Linked DNA regions of Homo sapiens: region 1 is linked to region 2. A link is a loop called in an ENCODE intact Hi-C map of the cell type or tissue named here. Cell type or tissue: heart right ventricle. All regions are shown on one strand. Links, peaks and the distances in the headings refer to the core of each region. The heading gives the core; the rest is flanking DNA.

Region 1 (11,207 bases), core at 1,679-9,678, 270 kb before region 2:
ACTGCAGCCTCTGCCTCTCGTGTTCCAGCAATTCTTCTGCCTCAGCCTCCTGGATAGCTGGGATTACAGGCACACACCACCACGCCTTGCTAATTTTTGTATTTTTAGTAGAAACAGGGTTTCACCATGTTGGCCAGGCTGGTCTTGAACTCCTGACCTCAAGTGATACCCCCACCTCGCCCTCCCAAAATGCTGGGATTACAGGCATGAGCCACTGCGCCTGGCCCTCCCTGCTTGATGTTTATTTATTGCCTTTCTACTTGGCTGCTTTTTTCCAAAGATGGCATGGTTGAGTTTAGGTCCATGATCATATTCATTGTCATGCCAGCAACCATAGCAAATGCCACCGTCTCTTCTCCCTGTGCTGTTACAATGCTGGGGAGATGCAGAAAGGACAGAGACTTATTGACATAGAGTTACTTAATTATCTTGGTAGCCTTTTGAAAAACCAGGAAGGAAGTGTTCCAGGCAGCCGCCTCACTATCTCAGGCAGCATTTTTTGGTCACTGTGTTTCTGCCTCTCACTTTCATATCCTTGCTACTTGCTCTCCTGGGCTTTCTCAAGAAAATGAAATTCCTCCGGATTCGTAGCCTTGGATATGAGCAGCCATGTCCCGTACTGCAGGCAGCTGCCACTGAACTTTCAAACCATGCCTGCCCAAACCCCAGGGCTTCAGTCTTCACCATCATAATAAAACAAGATTTCTAATGCAGTGCTGAAGCTCAAGATAGAAAGATTCCTGTTTTGCCAATGTTAGCTTTGCCAACAAAATAATGCATTTGCCTGGGCCCAGCCTTTTTATTGAGGATTCCTGGTGCTCTAAGTTTATGTCACTGACATTTATTAAAATTAAAAAAAAAAGGTCTCAGTGCAGAGCTGAAGCATGAAGCATGCAGACGAAGCCACGCAGCTCTATGAGGTCTCATCACCACCAGGGGTTCCCTCCCACTATCCCCACAGAGGGTGGGCCAGGCCGCACCCCAGCCCTGGATCCTCTCCAATGCTCTGAGATGCATGGGGTCTGCCTACAGGGGATTTCATGGAGAGAGGCCTTCAGGCCATGGCCTCAAGCAATACCTCATTCCTCATTCCTGAGCAAGAGCAGAGGCCTGCTTGCACTTGCACCCAGCTAAGGGGAGTGAGAGGAGCCATGCATTCTGTGTGGGCTTTTGCTCAGCAAAGGCATAGAAATCAGGGTGCCTGGAGGGAAGGATCTGGCAGGGTCTTTGAAAGAGGCAGAGTAAGGGACGCTGTTGCTGGAAGGTGATCATCCTCAGTTTATTTGTTACTGATCAATGGCTGCACCTGTTGGTGCCAGTGATAGTTCTGTGCGCTCCCCCTGAGTGAGCCTCCATGGGAACCCTGAACCCCACTTTGCAGAGGGCCTTGTGTATCCATCTGTAAACACCATCTCCCTGTACTACTTCTGCTTTCTCAGCTTCAAAGAAAGAGGCTGAGCTTTCTCTCTGAGTTCTCAACCCTTTGTACCAGCTAATTCTGTTTCAGATATATGGATAACCCAATTCAAATTGGCGTGAGCATAATAACAGGGCATCTATCTATTCATATTACTGAAAGCCCATGAAGTAGGACTGGCTTCTATCAGGACTTGACCCAAAAGCTCAAGTAACACTAGCAGTCTTGGTCTCCTTCCCCGACTGAGCTCTGCCTCCCTAGCCTCTCCCCTGAGTGCAGAAGTCACATTGACTTTCCTCATGATAGCAAGGTGGCTGCAGGAGCTCCAAGCGTGAAGCCGTTATACCATCTTTCAGGGGCTGAATTATAGCTCCTGCAAAGATCTCCACACTGCAATTCCCAGAACCCTTGAATGTTACCTTTTGTGGAAAAAGGAACTCTGTTGATGTGACAGAGTGAGGGTCTTGAGGTAGGGAGATTATCCTGGATTTTCCAGATGGACCCACATGTAACCCAAGGGTCCTTATGCGAGCCAGGCTGCAAGGTCAGAGACAGGGAAGGGGGCGTGATTACGCTGCATGGCTGGATTGAGGGTGAAGGAACACAGGAGCCTCTAGAAGCTGGAAAGCAAGGACATGGATCCCCACCCCAAGAGCCTGCAGAAGGGCCTAGTTCTTCCAACATCCTAACTTTAACCTAGGTAGACTGACTGGGGACACTGGCCTCCAGGACTATAAAATAATAAATCTTTATTGTTTCATGCATGCCAGTAGGTGTACACTCACTTTTCAGAGCAGCAGGAGGAAACTAATATACCACCAAACTTCTTTTTCTTTCCAGAAGCCACAGCAGATATCTCTCCTTGCCCTACTGGCTCTAACAGTGTTTTGTTATCACGCCCGGATCAATAGCACAACCAGAGGGATGGGACAGGTACTGATGGACATACACCTGGAAAATAACTATGGAGTTTTGAATATTCTATGAGTGAGGCAACATGGGAGTTTCTTTATAGGAATGCTCTTGAATCTAAAAAGAGAAAAAATAATAATAAAAACAACCTCAGGAGGTTTCAATATCCCCTACTGTCAAAACAAGAACAAATATCTTGCAAAAGGGCATTTAAGTTGCAGAGCTGGGGCTTTCTGCCTCCAAACCCCAATTTTTTCCATCTCTTTGCCTCCATGTCACGTTGCATTCCTTTTGTCACATCCCACAACCATCACCATCATCATCACTGCTGTAATATGGGCCAAAGAACCTGAAAAAAAGATGCTGCTGTATTTCACAACTTTAGCATGTGAGAGGAAGGCCTTGCTTCATCTGACAGGCCAAGAGTTGCTCCTGGGAAACAACCAATCCTGTTTAAAGCTGAGGTTAGGGCCTTGCCCAACCCACTTCCTCTGTAGTTGACACTTGAATTAGATGACATGGGGCCAAGGTCTCTGAAATTTCAATTTCTCCTGAGTCAAAGCCCCTTAAGACCAATGAAGCAATGAGGGGGCCTCATCCTTAAGGAGATGCTGCTGCTGAGCCGCTGGAGTTTGGAGGGACTGGTCCACCCAGACTGGTTCTGTTCATGTCACCCCACCCAGTCTTCCTGTTCCCTGGGGCTTGCCTTGATATCTTGCGTCTTGTTTATGCAACATCATTTCACCTCCTCGTGAGCAGAAACCTCCCTTTCCATGTGCAGAGACTTAGCAACACGAAGTACCTATTGCATTCGTGCCGTGGAGTTTGCCCTCCTGCTTCTCTGCCTTACTGTGACAAGATGGAAGCACTTCCCACCTGCAAGGCCAGATCCCCCACCCCAATCCCTCAGGCTGGTTCCTGCAGTGTTTCATGAGGTGGCCTGGGACTGAGGCCCCTGGATCCCTTCATGTTCCAGGTGACCTGATCCTTGAATCACAACAGCACCACCCTGTAATTGGATCTGCTCCGTCTTCCATCCCCATGAAGACACACGCTTCTGCAGCCGGGCTTCATGCCGCCCTGCAAAGCTGCCACCCACAGCCCCTGTTGAGGAAGCTTGGACCCCACCAAACCCTCCACACCCAGGCTGCCCTCCAGAAAGAGCCCCATTCCTGATGGGTTGTTACTTGCTATTGCAAAGTTTAAAAGCAAGCATCTCCCATAACAGTAGCTTGCATATGCTCAATCTTTTTGCTTTTCTTTCTTTTACCCTAAATGTATTCCTTAAAAAATGACAATCCATATGAGCCCATCAATCTCTATTTTTAAAGCATAGCACCTCTCCCTTCCTCTTCCTTTCCTGCTCATCTGTGCAGAGGAAGGACAAGCATTCCTGCTCCTTATGTTAGCTCTAGGAATTGCCTGGCTCTCCTCAAGGAGAAAGCTTCACTCATGTTACAGGGGAGGCTGAATTTTGCCTGTAGATAGTAATAGTTTAGGCAATGTGAGATGTAACTTGGAAGAAAGTCATATCATGTTTTTGTTTTATTCTGGATTTCTGCCTACTAAAATGCTGACTAAGCAAAGAGCATGGGGATAAATATAAGTCAGAATTTATTTATTGGGGGAGCAATCAACACAAAAAGCTTAGTGGCTTGGTGGATTTCTCTCTCTCTCTCTCTCTCTCTCGTGCTCTCTCTCTCTCTCTCTCTCTCTCTCTCTCTCTATATATATATATATATATATAGGTCTTCACCATCATAATAAAACAATAGGTATATACAGAGAGACAGAGGTGTGTATGTATATATATATATGTGTATATATATATATCTTTTTTAAAAAGTAATGTCATTTTGAACCGTTTTCTTCATTATTAATTTAAAGAAGAGTCATGAAGACAGAATTACTGGTATGAACAGGAGCCAGCATTCAGAACTGGAAAAGAGATCTTTATTTCTGCTTCCACTCACTGAGGGAGAGTCTGAGAAGCAGAAGATGAAGGGGAGACAGTAACTACAGTCACGTGCTGTATAAGGACATTTTGATCAAGGATGGACTGCCTACATGACAGTGTCTCATAAAATTGTAACCGTATTTCTATTGTGTCCTTTCTGTGTTTAGATATGATATATTCAGAGTCACAAATACTTACCATTGTGTTACAGTTGCTTACAGTATTCAGTAGAGTAACACACTGAAGGTGTTTGTAGCCAAGGAGCAATAGGCTCTACCATACAGCCGATGTGTGTAGGAGGCTGGACCATTGGCATTTGTGTGCGTACACTTTGTGATGTTCACAGGACGGAATCACCTGTGTCTTAAATTGTATCCCCACTGTTAAGAGATGCCTGACTGCATTCAAGTCACCAGCAACGGATAATAGCAGCACGCCCAGGACAGAGCCCCTGGCCCCCAGCCCAGAGCATAGCCCCATGCGGCTGTCACACAGGCCGTCAGCTTGGTTTTACGACCCTTCTTAGGTTGCAAACTTATCAATATTTTTCACCATGGAAAAATAAATTATGAGCGATTGGCTTGCAGATAATCTTTGCATGATCATTTCTGTGTAGCTGAATTCAAATATTATCAAATATTTGATAAGGCTTGGATATTTAAGGAAAAATGGTAATAATTTAATGTGCTTTTAAACATTTACACAAGTGATTAAAATCTTCACTGTATCCTTTGCTATTTGTCTGCAGGAGAACACTGCAGAGTGTCTTTGACAGACAGCAATGTCCCTCTCTTGTGTCCCTGCAAGGCCATCACTGTGGGGGCTGGAACTGACTGACCCGACCCTCAGGCCCCTGGCACGTCTGGGAGCCAGGGAGGTTCTAACATATTGGGCATAATTTACATTGTGTAGTGACATTTGGAAGTGTGAAATAAATCCTCATCTTTTGGTGTTCATTGCTTTCTGAAGGAAATCTTTATTGTTACATTTTAAATTACATCATTAATAAAATCTAGCTATTAAAAACAATTTCTTTTGGTAGACAATAATCACTCTTTACATGCATCAATTATTTTGTCTATTTGATCTAAAGTCACTTTGGGAAAGAATGTAATAAATATTTGTAGTGGGGGGGCAGAAATGCAGGGAACTGAGTTGTTTCTATGGCTGAGAGTGAGTGCCACACAAGAGCAGGATTCATGGGATTTGTGATATTAATGGACTTTAAGCAGCCATGGAAGAGTGGATGCAATGGTGCCCTTGATGATGTAGAGACTTGGGATCAATGAAGGGTGCCTGCTAGATAGGGATCAGCTGATGCCTGCCTCCCTGGCCACCTCAGTGTTAATGTTCCCATGCGTCTCTGGACATCCCCATCTACTGATGGAGAGAAGTGATGAAAGCCACCCCTGGTAGGTCTTCAGTTCTCATTAGGATGTAACGTGTGCATCAGAGCTCTGGGCGCTCTGTGCATTGCCCAGGTCACCCTGGTGACAGCCTAAGAAGCAGTGCAACAAATCACCAACAACTTTTGTCTCTTTTATGCAAAAATGGTGATTTTTTTTAACAACTTAAGACCTTAAAGCCAATTTCTATTAAAGGAAGTCACTGTTAAAAGCAACTACTGCAATGAATAAAATGTGACTACTGTAACCTCATGAAGGAGGACACCCCTTTCTTGTAACAGGAGCCATTTTACAACATTAGGGTTGGAAATGCCTTTTGTTCCTACAGGCCTGCACAGCTATGACCCTTGACACATACCGACTCTCAGAGGCACTCAGGAATCCAAAGCGCCTCTAAAAATCAGCACCTGCCATGGTCGTGAAGGTCTGAAGCTAGATCTAAGGGGCATGTTACAGGCTTTGCCCTGCTTGATCTCTGTGACCTGGTGTAAGCTATAATTATGACATCCCACAGGGTCCAAGCGGGAGAAAATAAAGCACCCTCAAAACAGCACTACAAAGTGTATCCAGTCAAGGGACTATTTACAGAGTTGTGCACAGGGCCAAGGGAAGCCAAGAAGAGGTGGCTGGGCACCCAGGACTGGAACAGTGCAGACCTGGGACCACTGCCAGATCTTTCACAGCAAATAATGAGTGTGGCAACCAGAACTCAGAAAGAGCAGCCTTTTCAGAACTGTGGCCTGTGGTGGGGGCACCCAGTCTGCAGTCTAGTGGGAACGGAGCTGGGGGAATGATACCCCAGGCTTGGCACCTGTCACCCATCCAACCTTCTGTCTGGGCCTCCCATTGGTTGCACCCAATCTAAAGGTAAAGACAGGGGAGTCCATTCATGCCATCAATATGAGGGACCCTGGGGGTCTCAGATCTGGGCACAGAAAGGTAAAGGATTTCGGGGGTGATTGGCTTCTCACTGCCTCATCTGATTTTCCCGGTCCCCCTCCCACAAACTTCGGGCTGCTTTTTCACTGTATCTCTTGTGGCAGCCTCCTCCTCTGCTCATCTGCAGAAGTGGCTCTTCCCCAGGGGTCTACCCTAGCCTTCTGTTTGTGCACCCCCACCCCAGGGAAGTGTGGCCATGCCCCTCAGGCCAACTACCATCACATAATCTCTCCACAGCTTCATCTGCCATTCAGATCTGTTCAGGGAACCCCTATCTGCTGTCTCCACTCTAAAGATGCCGCCAGCATACTGCTTTTCAAACTAGTCTGCCAGGTAGTATTTATAGCACCTGCTGCCACTAATGCCTGTCGCCTCACCATCCTAGTCTTTCCTTTTTTTTTTTTTTTTTTTTTGAGATCAAGTCTTATTCTGTTGCCCAGCCTGGAGTGCAGTGGCATGATCTCGGCTCACTGCAACCTCTGCCTCCCGGGTTCAAGTGATTCTCCTGCCTCAACCTCCTGAGTAGCTGGGACTATAGGCATGAGCCACCACGCCCGGCTAATTTTTGTATTTTTAGTAGAGACGGGGTTTCACCATGTTGGCCAGGCTGGTCTCAAACTCCTGACCTCAGGTGATCCACCTGCCTCAGCCTCCCAAAGTGCTGGGATTACAGGCATGAGCCACCACACCCGGCCAACCATCCTAGTCTTTCTAGCCCAGTTATCCTTCCCTTCTGTCTCTTGTTCCTACCTCCCATGGGTCACCAAATCCAAGCCGAGTACCTCTCAAATATGATTCACTGTATTCCTTCTGCCCAAGTTCTGGCAGGCTACATTTCTCCCTTAATTCCTGCAGGTATTTCCTAACTAGATCCCTGATCCTAGGCTTTCTTTCACACAATACAACCCTGTCTGTACACAACTCATATTTTTTTTTCCTAAGCATATCTAAAATGTTCACATTTAATCAATGGGAATTGTGAAGAGTTGAAACAATAGACAAAACAGTCTACTCTTCACAGCAAAAACATAGGAATAAAACTAAATAAACATGTAAGTCTTTATGAATCCTAAAATCCTATAACATTACAAGGTTGGATGAAAAATTAAAACCTAAATATCAATGAACTGCATATTAAGCTTTGGAAGAGGAAGGCCTATATTGAGCTAATAGCACACATTCTTTTCTAAAGAAATTGTTTAACAATTGCTTAACATTACTGTTTACTAATGACTAGCATGAAGAAGAAGGAAAAACTTAAATTAAAAAAAATAGATATCAAATGTAATAAGACCCCATGTTTTAGGACCTGCATACCCAGACTCACGAAGGGAGGGGGATAAGACATGAACTCAGGTCTCCTGGCTCCATGCTTACTGATTTTACAAATCTCTCCCTGCATTATCAGGAAGAGGAGGGGGGCAAATTAATTGCATGGTTCCTAATTTTGACCATTCAGGAAGCTTTTTCCTTACAAAGCGGTACCCCGCCCAGGGTCCTTCTCATATATTTATTGCTAATCTGGAAGGGAAAAGGCCAGTGAGTTGTCATGGAAACTACAATTGGCAGAAGAGATAACACCTCTATTTTACCCAGAAAAAAATGCATCCTGAGCCTCAAACACCAGCCAGTGCCAGTCAGTCCTGGCCGGGACCACCACCCTCACCTCCCCTTCTACACTGCCTTGGCTCCAGCCCTGATCACCTCTGTCCTGAGTCTCAGAGCAACGACTCTTGGCATCACCCACCTGTTGTCCTTCAAGAATGTGTAACAGTGCTTAAAAATGAAAACCTTCTCAAGTCCCTCCATTCAGCACAGCCTTGCCCGAGCTGCCCTGCCTACATCTCCAGCATCACCTCTCACCTGCTTACCACCCCAGCCCTGCAGGCTTTCCTTAAGCAACTCATCCACAAGCATGCTGCCTCAGGGCATTCGCACACAGGCTCACTTAACCTAGAACATCCCCAGGGGTGATTTTCTATTTTGTTCACCATTATATTCTCCATTCCCAGCAAGTTCCCAGTAATTTGGCATTAGAAGCATGAAGGCAATAAGAACACACAGGTCCATAAGAGGGCCAAAACAACCTGGCTGAAACAGACAGCTGGGAGGGTTTGGCTCAATCAGGAGGAAGAAACTGACAGCCTGGGGGTTCCTATGTATGGCAGGTTAGAGAAAGTGAGGTTTTCTAACAATCTCAGCATCTAGCAAAGGTGACATCAACTGAGGTTCAGTACATAGGGGTTCTACAGTTTTATAATCAATGACTGCATTGACTTTCTAGAAGACCTTATCTGCTTTCACGCTTTTCTCCCTCATCAGACTGAACCTGGCGGAACAAAGTTCTTATTTCCCTTTATTTTCAAAGCACAGGGTCTGGCACATAGCAGATGATTAATAATTGTTTAATTTGCTATCTTGTGATTTATGGTTTTATGTGGTCAATTCAGCAAGTCTCTAAGTATATTCTGCACTATTAGTTTAATTCAGAGTGTAGTCTTAAAAGTATACTTTAAGTGTGTAGACATACACGATTTTCATTTCTCACAGTAACTCATATATGAGAAGAGCCAAACTCATAGGGACAGCCAGACAGGGGTGCTCCACCTGCTACTTGGCCCAGGTGCTGCCGCCACAGTGCTGCCCTTGAATTCCAAAACCCAGTCAGGGCGAAATGTCCTGTGTTGAGTCATTTAGAAGGTAAATCACTAGTAGCACATATCCAATAATAACGTGATCAGGACTGTGCACAGCCAGCCTCATTAGCATATACTTTTATTCTAGTCATGACTAGCACAATTAATTACACAAGTTGTGACTCAGACTTCCAATTTCCATGGTGCTATCTATTAATTTCAAATTAATGTTCTGCCCTTTGTCAATGAGCTCAGGGTACTTTATGCTAAGAGAATAAACATAAGTACATAATGTAAGAACATTTTTGGCTTCCAAAGTTTTTTTTATTTTTTTAATGAATGAGAAATGAAGCCAGTTTCCAGCCCAAATTTAAATATGAAAGCTAAGTGGCACTAGAAACAATGATGCTCTAAGTTGCACTAGAAAGAATGATGCTAAGAAGAAACAGTCTAGGAGGGTAAGAGGGGTGGGTGTTACGAGACGCCTATCACCAGCCAGCCTCTGTCAATTACCAGCTTTTTGATCTTGAGTAAGCTGGTCCAACGCTCTACACTCCAACTTCATTCTATGTTAGTCAGAGATAAACATGAATGGCCTCCCTCTTCATGGATCTTTTGTAAGCATCTTGTGAGATAATGGATGTTCTGGAACCCTCCAATGGGAGTTGAGGAGTGCCTCATAAAATGATTATTTACAAAGCTGCAGGGAGGAGGTAGGGAATGCCCAAAGGCATGGTGCTTTGTTGTCAGGAGTGAGGGCATGGAGGATGTATTAGTCCATTTTCATACTGCTATGAAGAAATACCCAAGATTGGGTAATTTACAAAGAAAAAGAGGTTTAACAGACTCACAGTTTGACATGGCTGGGGAGGCCTCACAATCATAGTGGAAGGTGAAGGAGGAGCAAAGACACATCTTACATGGTGGCAGGCAAGACAGTGTGTACAGGGGAACTGCCCTTTATAAAACCATCAGATCTTGTGAGACTTCTTCACTACCAGGAGAACAGCACTGAAAAGACCCACCCCCATGATTCAATTACCTCCCACTGGGTCCCTCCCATGACATGTGGGGATTATGGGAGCCACAATTCAAGATGAGATTTAGGTGGGGACACAGCCAAACCATATCAGAGAAGCTGAGAACCCAGACAGAGAGAGTCATATGAAGAGGGACTCCTGGCAAGAGGTGGGATCCTCAGTGGCCAGCCACAGGTGCTGCCAGTCGTTAACCTGACCTCACCTTTCTCCCTCCTGAGGTAACTGTCACTGGTTGTTTATTACATGAACACAAATGGAAGCCAGAGAACAAGGAAGCCTGTTGGTGCAACCCATAGAGGCCAAGCCGAAGATGCTGGAAGCATCAGGAGGGGCAAGTCCAGCAAGATTGCTTCACCAAAGAAGCTCATCATGTGCTCTGAAGGAGGGCTTTTTAAAACCTCCCAGATTGAAGTGAGAGTTAAAGAACCAAATAGAGAAAGGCTATAATTTTTTAAGCAGGTATAAATTCTCAGAATCAAAGACGCTTTGCAGTCTGCAAATGTGTTATGACTGGAGCATATAGTCTTATCCATCATACACAAGGGGATTTTGGTCATAAAACTGTACTACACCTAGCTCTGGAAATAGACCAATATCAGAGCCGCTCCTAGACAAGGAAGAAAGGCAACAGAGAGTGTTCCTTTCCCTCAAGGCCCCTTCCAGGGCATATAACACAGTTCTCCTTCACTACTCAAACACACAGTAGAACAGCAGGCCAGCCCTTCCCTGTGGATAGCAAGTCAGATACCAAGAGGCCACCTCTATTCCTGGGGAGCAGGGAGTCCTCACTCTAGCTTTGGGTACTAATTCCACAGATGTGGTAGTGAAAACACTCCAGTAGATGCAGAAAATTATAAATTCTCATTTTTAAAATTATATTTTGAGAAGTTTCTTGTAAGA
Region 2 (11,207 bases), core at 2,223-10,222:
GGCTTTTGGATCCACATAGAGCTCCTGCTCTGTCTGGAATGCCCTGGAGGAGTTTCTTTCATCTTTTCTGCCCCACCCGTAGCTATTGTCAGTTGAAAGCCTGAGGTTTTTTTGGTTTTGTTTTGTTTTTGTTTTGTTTTGTTTTTGTTTTTGTTTTTTTTACCATTACAATAGACATTTATTTAAAGTAAAATATCTGCAGACCAAATAATTCTTAAAATTGTTTATTTCAAGTTTAACCATCTTCATTAACAGTTGCATCCACAGACTTCAACCATGTGATTACTTCTTTGCCCATTCTTCTCTTTCTTTTCTTTCCCAAATAACATCTTTCAGATACAGTTCAAGGCAGAAATTTTCCTCTTCATAGTTGGTCCACTGCTTTTGTTTTTTAAGAGAGGAGGATTCCCTCAGGTCTCTTGTTTATGCCCGGCTCTTGGGAACTAAAAATGGTGAGTGCCTTGGGTTGATTTATCACAGATCTCACGCTCTGCTTCTCTCCTCCTTCAGTAGGTGTTGCCTTGGTCTGGGAGAAGGTGCCTTGGACTTCAGGGGAATCTCCAGGTCTCTATCTGGTCTCCACCGCAGGCTCTGGTATACTGTATTAGTCAGGATTCTCCAGATGGATGGAACTAACAGGATATATGTACATATAAAAGGGGGAGTGTTTTTTTGTTTTGGTTTGGTTTTTTCTTTTGTTTTTTTTTTTTTTTGTTTGTTTGTTTGTTTTTATAGGGAGAATTGGCTCACACGATCACAAGGCAAAGTCCCACAACAGGCCGTCTGCAAGCTGGGGAAGAGAGAAGCTGGTAGTGGCTCAGTCCAAGTCCTAAAGCCTCAAAACCAGGAAAGCCAACAGTGCAGCCTTCAGTCTGTGCATGAGGGTCTGAGAGTCGTTGCCAAGCCACTAGTGCAAGTCCCAGAGTTCAAAGGCTGAAGAACCTGGAGTCTGATGTCCAAGGGCAGGAGGAGCAGAAGGAAGCATCCAGCACAGGAAAAAGAAGGAAACCAGAACATCCAGCAAGCCAGCCTATCCCACCTTCCTCCTCCTGCTTGGTTCCAGCCATGCTGGCAGCCAATGGGATGGTGCCCACCTACATGGAGGGAGGGTCTTCCTCTCCCAGTCCACTGACTCAAGACACACCCTCACAGACACACCCAGATACAATACTTTACCAGCCATCTAGGCATCCTTCAATCCAGTCAAACTGACACCTAACATTAACCATCACACATACTGTTCCTGAGCATTTGAGGAAAGCCTGTGGGGGAAGCATATTCTATTATTGAGGAGCCTCAGAATTCTAATCTGTCAGCCATATATGCCATTGCACCTTTACTAAAGTTCATCCTAATTCATCTTTATCCCCATCTATGGCAGATTTCTTTTTCTCTTGTGTTTACAAGAAGAATGAGAATCTCTTCCCTTCCCAGAAAAGGAAGAGATTTTATCTTAGGCCATTAGATGCTTCATGAGGACATTGGAATCAGCAGGCAGATTTAGAGAATCTACTCAGGGCTTTTTACAAGTCTGTATTTTCATTGAAGTTAAGGGCACTTAGCCTACCTGTGCCTCAGCTTTAGAAGCAGACATAATGATAATAATATCTGATTTTCAAGCATGTTCTAATGAAGACAGAGATAAAATATATCTGTCTTCTCTGCTATTTTCTAGAATTTAATCATGTATGGGTTCTTTTTTTTTAATCATCAGCTCTCTGATTAGAAAGACTATGATTTTGTTGCTTCTTACATCTTGCTTGGGTTATTTCATTAAAATAATAGTTTCTTGTTATTTTCTACATTCTAAACATAAGAGAAATCTTCCATCCTCTTACTTTCTATTGTCTATCACTGTGTCTTCCTGTGCTGTTTTCTGGGTATTTTCAGACAAATCATACATAAATTATCTCATCATTTGTAACTAATCTGCTTTTATCCTTGTTTCCTGGCTTTATACTTTGAAATATTTATGTTCGTGTGGTCTTGTTGTTAAAAGCTCCATTTTGCTCTTGTTCAAATTTGGTAAATTTTTGTAATCTCTTATTCTTTTGTCATACTTTTGCATTCCTCTCTTATTTCTTAAACATATTAAACACACATATTTTAGACATTCTAAATGTGGTAAATAAAATATACACAAATTTTGTAAGTCTGCCTCTAAGCACAGTTTGTTGTTCCTGGAAATTCTCTCATGATGTTTTATTTGTTCTTTTATTTCTCATCTGCTTAGGATTGTGTGGGTAGGAGTATGAATTCATGATCCTTGGAACTTCATGTGTGGGGATCTTTTAAGGACTGGAATCAAAATAACTTCCCTGTAGTGAAGATTTGCAACTGCCTTTGCAGGTCCTCGATGGTACTTCTAACCTGGGATCACTGAAAACACATTTTGGGGGAATTGAGCCCACTAGCAGTATATATTCCTGTCCCAAATTCATGAGTGCAGGCCTTTGGGTAGAAATTCTTCTGGGAGATATTGCTGTTTGTGTGTGCTTTTTTCTCTGATCCACCCACAGTTAGGTTAACAGTAGGTTAGCATCCCTATCTTCTTCCTCTTTGGGGGCTTTTTTTTTTTTTTGGCTTACCCCCAAGATATCTCCCTATGTGAGACTTGGCTTTTGGGGGTGGGGTTGTCGCTGATATGACATCCCCTAATTTTGGCCCCAGACTTTGTCTCCATTGCCCTTCTATGTGGCCTGTAACCTTCCATCTGCATCCCACCCGAGACTGTCTACATCCCACCCTGTTCAAATCTAGGGCAAATGGTTTCAGTGCTCCTTTCTCCTGGGGAGTTAAGCTTTCTTGTCCTTTCTCACTTTGAAGAGATTCCTTTATTTGCTGCTAGCTCAACTGTGCATTAAAAATATTTTAGTACATGCCTGTAATCCCAGCACTTTGGGAGGCCGAGGTGGGCAGATCACAAGGTCTGGAGTTCGAGACCAGCCTGGCCAATGTGGTGAAACCCCGTCTCTACTGAAAAATACAAAAATTAGCTAGGCATGGTGGCAGGCACCTGTAGTCCCAGCTACTCAGGAGACTGAGGCAGGGGAATCGCTTGAACCCGGGAAGCAGAGATTGCAGTGAGCTGAGATCGCACCACTGCACTCCAGCCTGGGTGACAGAGTGAGACTTCATCTCAAAATATAAAAGTTAAATATATATATATTTTAGTCAGCATCTTAATCATGCTATTAGTCTACAATTCTGCAGAAACCCCCTCTTTATTTTTGACTTCTACTGGGCTCTACTGACAATGAGTGGGCAGGTTTGTGGTTTCCAGGAGTACCCAGGGATTATGGATTTAAAGCACATTTCAGGCTTCATCTAAGAGAGGTGAAGATGTTTGCCCTTCTTAGACAAGGGAGCCAGGCAGTCCTCTGCAGGTCTACCTTGCAGAGCATCAACAGGGGAAGCCTGCTCCTTCCTCAGGACGCTGGTCCATTGCAACTGTAAAAATATTCTGTTTTAAAAATATTCTCTTAAAATGATTTTTATATTAGTCTTTATTTTGGTCACTGTAAATGTTGACCTGAATATGGATATGACTAAATTTAAAAGTAAATGTATCATTCCTGCAAACTGACTTCTACCCAAATTAAACTTCAAACTAGTCCTAATTATTTTCTCAAAATGCTTAGCAATTATTTCTAATTTTAAATGAATCAATAGGTAGAAATATATATATTACTATCTTTTTACATGACCACTAGAAATTGTGTGTGTTAACTGTTCTTTGAGGTTTTTGTGAGAAAACATTTTGGTTGACTAAGTCCATGCAAGTTTCAGAACTGAGAAGGGAAGTGTTTAATCAAATCTGGAATTATATAAAAAGGTTGTGAAATTATCTGGGGTAAAATCTATTGAATAAGGTGGATATAATCTTGAAATCCTTAATGTGTTTTGTTCTTTTTTCTTGCAGAAAAAGAAGAACCTCACATATGAATGCATACAATATGGCAGTGAGAAGGGGCAATGCACCCAGGAAAAAGGCAGGCTCCAGAGAACAGGCAGAGAGACCTAGTTTGCAACTTCTGTCTGCCACTCACCGGCTCTTGCAGCATGGCTCTTATGCCATAGGCTGTGCACGGTGAAATCTGCCTCGGGATGGCTGCTCTGAGCACTGTGCCTGGTGCCCAGGTCCCCAGGCAGCCGAAAACACACTGCTTTTGCTTTCCACGCACAAATGTGCCTCATGTGGTCAATTCCCGGGACCTGCTCTACAGGCCCAAGGTAACCAGCATCTTTCTTCTTCCAAGAGATGATGGAAATGACTATAAACCAAGTCTAATCTTTCTGCCACTTTTTGTCGTTTCTTTCCCCAGCTTAAGATGGTGAAAACACAGGGTCTGGGGGAGAGGAAACACATTTTATCTTAGGCCATTGGGTACTTCATGAGGATATTGGAATCAGCAGGCAGGTTTAGAGAATCTGCTTCGTGCTTTTCACAAGTCCACATTTTCATTGATGTTAAGGTCACTTAGCCTGCCTGTGCCTCAGCTTTAGAAGCAGATACAATGATAGTAATATCTGATTTTCAAGCATGTTCTAAGGAAGACAGAGATTGAGTATTCCTTGGTTTAAAAGAAAAACCAAGTTAGTTCTGAAAAACTCTTTATCAAGCAAAGATTTTTGTAATGCCTAATTAGTTAAAATTAGTGGCATGAAATTACTTCAATAATTAACAATATTGTAATATCTATGTTTAAACTTGAAAATTTCATGTAAATCCCTGCCCATTCCATCCCCATAAAACAAAATGAAAATCAAAGATAAAGGCAAAAGAAAGCGATCAAAATTACTTCATCTCAATAGTGAAAGACTGCTAATTCTATAAACTAACAAACCACCAGGACCTTGCCAGAATAACAAAATGCAGTGCGGTTTTGTTAATGCAAAGAAATGTCTTTTTTCTGTGTGTGTTTTGCTTGTTTGTTGTTTTTTTGAGACAGAGTCTTGCTGTGTTGCCCAGGCTGGAGTGCAGTGGCATAATCTTGGCTCACTGCAACCTCCACCTCCCAGGTTCAAGCAATTCTCCTGCCTCAGCCCCCTGAGTAGCTGAGGTTACAGGCATGCACCACCACGCCTGGCTACTTTTTCATATTTTTAGTAGAGACGGGTTTCACCATGTTGGTCAGGCTGGTCTCAAACTCCTGACCTCAGGTGATCCTGCCTCAGCCTCCCAAAGTGCTGGGATTACAGGCGTGAGCCACCGCACCCAGCCCAAGAAATGTCTTTTGAGCGGAAATGTCTTGTGAGGTCAAATTCTCATTATCTGAATGGACATTTCTTGGGGGCACTGTATTTTGTGTCGAAAAAAAGTTTTAAGCCCTACCAAAAATTTGGGGATGACTCTTATAAAAATATGATTTATGATACACTTGTCTTGTTTCATAATTGCTACACCAAGACAAAAGACAATTACCAGGGGTGCAAGGAGCCCCATGAAGCCATGAGAAACTATAGGTGCTCCCCTTTCCACCTCGATCTGAAAGACATGCAAGTATTCCTAACCCTTTTTAACAACAACAATTCCAGGCAAGTTATATTGCGATTATTTTTTAATAATCACTATCACAATAATACAGACATTCCTGTAGGCTAAATGCCTTTTAATAAAGGACTCTATCATCTTTCCCCAGAGACTTTTTTTTTTTTTTTTTTAACCAAAGGAAACGTAGTGGTCAGAAAACACAGGGCAACAGGCCAGGAAGGGCTTTCTCCTCACAGCTGCACACTTTCACTCGCACAACCAAGTCTTCCTGAGCAGGGGGTGCGCAGGGCTCTCCTTTCTGGAGGTCAGATTCGGGTTGTCCAAACATTTGCCAATGTGACTGTGGTTTTCCATTAAGATATAGTGAGTCTTGGATTATCTGCGAGTGGTCAGGGTGGGAGCAGGTTCCTTGGCAGGTGGGAGAGGTGCCCTGGGGCGGGCAGAGCGCTGGGCATGTGCAGTTTGGCCATCCCACAGGGTCAGTGACTCTGCAACCCTCCTTCAAAACACGGTGGGGCACAGCAGGATGCAAAGACACAGAGACAGATTACTTCATCGCAAACATGCTTTTGCCTCTGAACTCCAACTCCTGAAACATTCCAAGGTGTTATTTTCTTACAAAACTGTTGCAATATTCGAAAAGTATCTAATTTCTCAATGCTGTCTGTAAAGCTCTTTATTGGAAGTTCCCTCTCAAGCGCTTTAGAAGCGTTGCCGCCACTGGCTCATGCAGTCTTTGCTTCTGTGGAAACGGCCCCTTTGAAATATACATGAGGAACATGTTTGAAAAAAGATGGCATTGGGTGGATTTGAAATACGCCTTTTGTTTCTTTTCTTTCCTAAGCCTGTTCTTGGTCTGAAGAAGGAGAGCTTCCATATGAAAGAACCGTTTTGAGAGCCAGGGTTCATGATCAAAGCGCAGAGCTCTCCCTGCTGGGGAGGACAGGCGGCTGCAGGGCTCACGTGGGCACCAGAGCCGGGGAACTGAATCAACATTATTTCCCACTAAAAACACTTGTATGGGGTTAGTAATAACAGTAACCAAAAAATCAGCTTGGGAAGCCAGGCATAGCATGTTTTTTGTTTGTTTGTTTGTTTTAGTTTGAAGATTTCTGTCTCCCTGACTCCTTTCTCTTTGCTCACTCGGGCATATTGTGGAATTTAAATGAAAAGAATTGTCAGATGAAAGACAAAATGAACCTCAACCTGTGAATAATAATAATAAAAAAAACCCTTCACAATTGCATAGCTTTTTTCTTAAGTGCATTAAAAAATAGATACGTAGAGCTAAAGAAAGCCAGAAATAAGGAAAGTAAGCTTATAGTTCCTAGAATTATATTCACGTTACTTTAGTTTATCCAATGCCAGTGCTTCTATTTAGAAATTAACATGCTGCACTTCAAAACTGCGTCAAAATCCAGAAAACTTACTTTCTCATCTCGAAGCAAGTTTTACAAACACAAAGATGCATTTAAAACATTATTCCGGATGATTGCCAATGTGATAGGGGTTAAATTTCTGTCTCTTAAAAAATACGAAATAGAAAAGGTCAGGAGAGAGTGCTTTAAAAATTCTATTTTCTGCTCCACTGCAGACTTAACAAACAGATTTTCAACATGCAAATAAAGGATGGCCCTCCGTTACAGAAATTCAGAACAAAAGTTGTTGGAACCCTCGGCTTCGACTGCAAGTCACAATTTCCCTCCTTCCATGAAGGTGCAGCAACCACAATGCAGATGGCTCTCCTGGACAACGGAATATGTTTCCCGTTTCTCAAGCAGGAAGAATAAGTATGTAATTGGCATTCTGGAGAATGACCTGCAAGAGAAGCTCATTGTTTCATAAAGCACTTTCGCATTTTAAGGTAGGCACAGGGTCCTGTTTGGTTTTCTCCTCCTTGGCGAACACATGTCTCCTGGAACACAGCGACACAGCTCTAAAGAGCATCGCTGCTGCCAGGGCATTGTGAGCTCAATTCTGCATTTACAGATGTGTTTCCACACTAACAAGGCCCTGGATTAAGTAAACATCCTACAATTTGTAGGTTCTTCCGCCTTGTAGACCATTTCCCCTTCTTCCCGGGACACGAGGGGTGATTTGAAAGAGAAGCTTATGAACAGCTTCTGAGTGACTAATGGGAGCGTCCTGGAATGGCTGGGGTGGCTCAGGATCACCTGTTCGATAGGCTCAGGACCCTGGAGCTTTCCCCATACACCTTTTTTATGTCTGAGGCAGCTGTAGGGCTGACAGAGAACCTCATTTAGCAGAAGACATTCCTGTAGGCTAAATGCCTTTTAATAAAGGACTCTATCATCTTTCTCCAGAGACTTTTTTTTTTTTTTTAACCAAAGGAAACGTAGTGGTCAGAAAATACAGGGCAACAGGCCAGGAAGGGCTTTCTCCTCACAGCTGCACACTTTCACTCGCACAGCCAAGTCTTCCTGAGCAGGGGGTGCGCGGGGCTCTCCTTTCTGGAGGTCAGATTCGGGTTGTCCAAACATTTGCCAATGTGACTGTGGTTTTCCATTAAGATATAGTGAGTCTTGGATTATCTGCGAGTGGTCAGGGTGGGAGCAGGTTCCTTGGCAGGTGGGAGAGGTGCCCTGGGGCGGGCAGAGCGCTGGGCATGTGCAGTTTGGCCATCCCACAGGGTCAGTGACTCTGCAACCCTCTTTCAAAACACGGTGGGGCACAGCAGGATGCAAAGACACCGAGACAGGTTACCTCATCGCAAACATGCTTTTGCCTCTGAAGTCCAACTCCTGAAACATTTCAAGGTGTTATTTTCTTACAAAACTGTTGCAATATTCTAAATGTGACTATTATTCAAAAATCAAAATGTTTACTTTATTTGAGGTTTTGCTACATTTTTACCAAGGATAGTTTTAAGAATCTCGCTGGTGTTGGCTTGGACTCGGGGATCCCGGCACACACGTCCAGCAAGTGTGGGGTTCCAGCACAGCCGCCGTGGAGGATCTGGGGCACAGGGGCCTCAGGCCTGACAGCGCCCGGTCCCTGGCGGCGAGCCAGGAGGCGCACCCCTAGAGGAAGCTCCTGCATCCCAAATCCTAAGCCCCGCGCCAGCGAGCCTTCCCGCAGCCTGCCCAGCAGCTTCGCTTCCAAGGGTCACGAGCTTCCCCAAGTAACCCGAAGCCCACGGAGGCCTCGACCCTTCCACCCCAGGGGACAACTTCCCCAGTGGAAGCGCACGCACAGGGCCGGAGTATGCACTGGCAGGAATAAGTAGCTGAAGAGGGCAGAAGGAGGCACCTCAAGTTTTATCCACCTCTGCGACGACTGTAAGTGACCAACGCGCAGGGAGTGCAGCACGGCGAGGTCACTGTTAGGCACCTGCCGGCAGGCCTGCGGGGCGGGGTTGCAGAGTCGGAGGCGGGGCTGTGGGTTCGGAGGTGGGGCTGCGGGGGCGGGGCTGCAGAGACTGGGCTGCAGAGATGGCGCTGCGGAGGCTGGGCCTGCGCTGCGGGTTCGCAGCTTCGGGTACCAGGATTGCAGGGGCGGGGCTGCGGGGGCGGAGCTGCGGGGGCGGGGCCGCTGGGCCTCAGGGCCTCAGGCTACGGGCGGGGCCGCCAGGGCGGGGCTACGAAGGCGGTGTCCTCAGCCCTGAGACCTCCATCTGCCCGGGCATCTCTGCGAGGGCAGCCAAAGACCCGCCAGTCAGTGCAGCCCCGGGAGAACAGGGCCTGGGCGACAGGGAGAGGGCATTCCAGTGCCGACCCGTTTCAATGTTTAATTTGCTATATGCATACAATAATACACAGGCAAGAGGAGGCTATTCAAGAATAGTATATATTGCATTACAAGTGAAACTATTAAAATGGATATAGTATAACAATAATTAATACAGAGAAACAATACCTAGGAGGGTCCGTTTATGGCTGTGGAAGGTCTGGTAGTTGAGGGTTTACATTCTCAGCTCCTCGCCTTCCCTTTTGAGTTTTTCAGTTGTGTACTCGTAATTTAGGGTGAGGTTATCTCAGAGCAGCAATTGATGACTGTTAAGGAAAAAGTAATATTCTTAAAGACTATGGGAAAAATTAAAAACAAAACCAGCTAGGGACTGGATTCAGTTCAAGGTGGTGGAAGGCAGTGAACAGCTTACCTTCTCCTCTTTCCAAATTTCCATGGAAATGGATCAAGGGATGGGACGGTGGGGAAAGCCATCTAGAGACCAGAGCTGTGACCCTCTGAAGACAGAAAGCAGCTGAGAAGGCAGAGGCCGCTCAGGCAGGGGGAGGGTGAGCAGACCTCGGGTGCAGAACAGAGCAGGCCGCAATGCTCAGAGAACTTACTGGGCAGTGTCTACCCAACTGCTGGGGGCATCCATGTCACCGGGAGGCACCCCCGGAGTTTCAAACTCAAGGGTTTTGGGTGAAGCTCTAGAATCTCCAGTCCTAAGAAGCCAGGTGTGATTTAGGCTCCCCACTGCCGACAGGCCCCGCGAAAGGTGCAGTTAAGAGAATGGCTGATGAGAGCTGGGCTCCAGGGTGAACGCTGGCACCTTGACACCCTGATGAGACACATCTTGTGTGCTTTGGAAGACAAGGTGGCCTGAGCCAAGGCATTCCAAGGTACTAACGTCCTTCACAAAAACACAAAGTTCTTCATGAAAGCAAGCAAAAGCATTCATTTTCATAGAAAACTGAATTATATCATTTTTATGGCTCTTCACTCACACTTCTGTTTTTGCCTCTGTCATCAGAACCTATTTCGTTGTGCAAAACAAACTGACTACAATACAGTGAGGGCGCTTTAATTCCTCAAAATTCCCCTTGGAGGGGCAAGAAAATGAACTTCTTGTTTCACAATTATGCACTCTGAATTTCCTTGAGAAAGCGTCAGGTAGATGGAAGCAAGCAAGAGAGGAAAGCATTTACAAGTTTATAGATCTGACTTTTTCAACTTTCTCCTAAATTTTTAAAACACCCCTCATTGAAACATTGTTGCATCCTAAGTCTTAATGAGGGCGGTTGATTAGATTTCCAGGTGTGAGCTCTATTCGCACTATAAATTCTTTGTAATATGGTTCTACACAAGATAATGCGTCAGGGATGCTTGAAAAAAGTAATGTTCAATGTGGGCAGGATGACTTAATTGACTAGTTTCTTTGCCTGCCAGTTCATCAGAGGAGAGTGACACAACCTGCCATTCACTTCACTGCCACTACCAATTACTCACCTGGTCACTTGCTTGTCTTTCTCCTTCCTTCCTTCCCTTCCTTCCTTCCTTCCTTCCTTCCTTCCTTCCCTCCCTCCCTCCCTCCCTCCCTCCTTCCTTCCTTCCTTCCTTCCTTCCTTCCTTCCTTCCTTCCCTCCCTCCTTCCTTCTCTTTCCTTTCTCTTTTTTTCTTTCTCTTTTTCTTTCCTCTTTCCTTCCTTTCTTTTTCTCTTTCTCTTTCTTTTCTTCTTTCTCCCTTCCTTCCCTTTCTTCTTGTTGTTTTTTGATCAAAGGACTTAAGTATTTGCTTTTTTCTTTTTTGAAATGTGCTCTTAAACACGAACTTTACATGTTATTCTATCCACACATTTTCCCCATTTACTTATTAATAATGGCCCTAGGAAGTGCAAGGAACACCCCAAACGTGAATGGAAATGCTTCCCTGATAGAAAGGCTCTCAGAGCGCCAAATTCTGCACCCAGACGACCTCTCCAGTTAAGGTTCCCTGTCTCTTCCGGATGGTTTGTTCATGGGTGAGT

What was found. A loop is a pair of places that touch in the nucleus more often than their neighbours do. Peaks named below come from ENCODE experiments on the same cell type or tissue, not always from the same donor. Only the 100,000 strongest peaks of a DNase experiment are listed, where the experiment ranks them.
Region 1: it touches region 2 in a loop (7-fold over the local background); 3 of 110 quality-filtered maps call a loop at or near these places.

Annotation. Positions count from the first base shown.
Region 1 is chr5:5,762,601-5,773,807 of GRCh38, reverse strand. No RefSeq gene overlaps it. Among named protein-coding and RNA genes, the nearest start is that of ICE1, 350 kb to the right of the region's middle. In heart right ventricle, for the core only: no CTCF peak of the experiment used is centred there; a DNase peak (open chromatin) is centred at 6,347; H3K27ac peaks cover 836 bases.
Region 2 is chr5:5,492,557-5,503,763 of GRCh38, reverse strand. No RefSeq gene overlaps it. Among named protein-coding and RNA genes, the nearest start is that of ICE1, 75 kb to the right of the region's middle. RefSeq lists enhancers at 5,424-5,946, 5,947-6,471 and silencers at 8,812-8,891, 8,932-8,981. In heart right ventricle, for the core only: a CTCF peak has its summit at 6,435; DNase peaks (open chromatin) are centred at 6,413 and 8,993; H3K4me3 peaks cover 947 bases; H3K27me3 peaks cover 740 bases.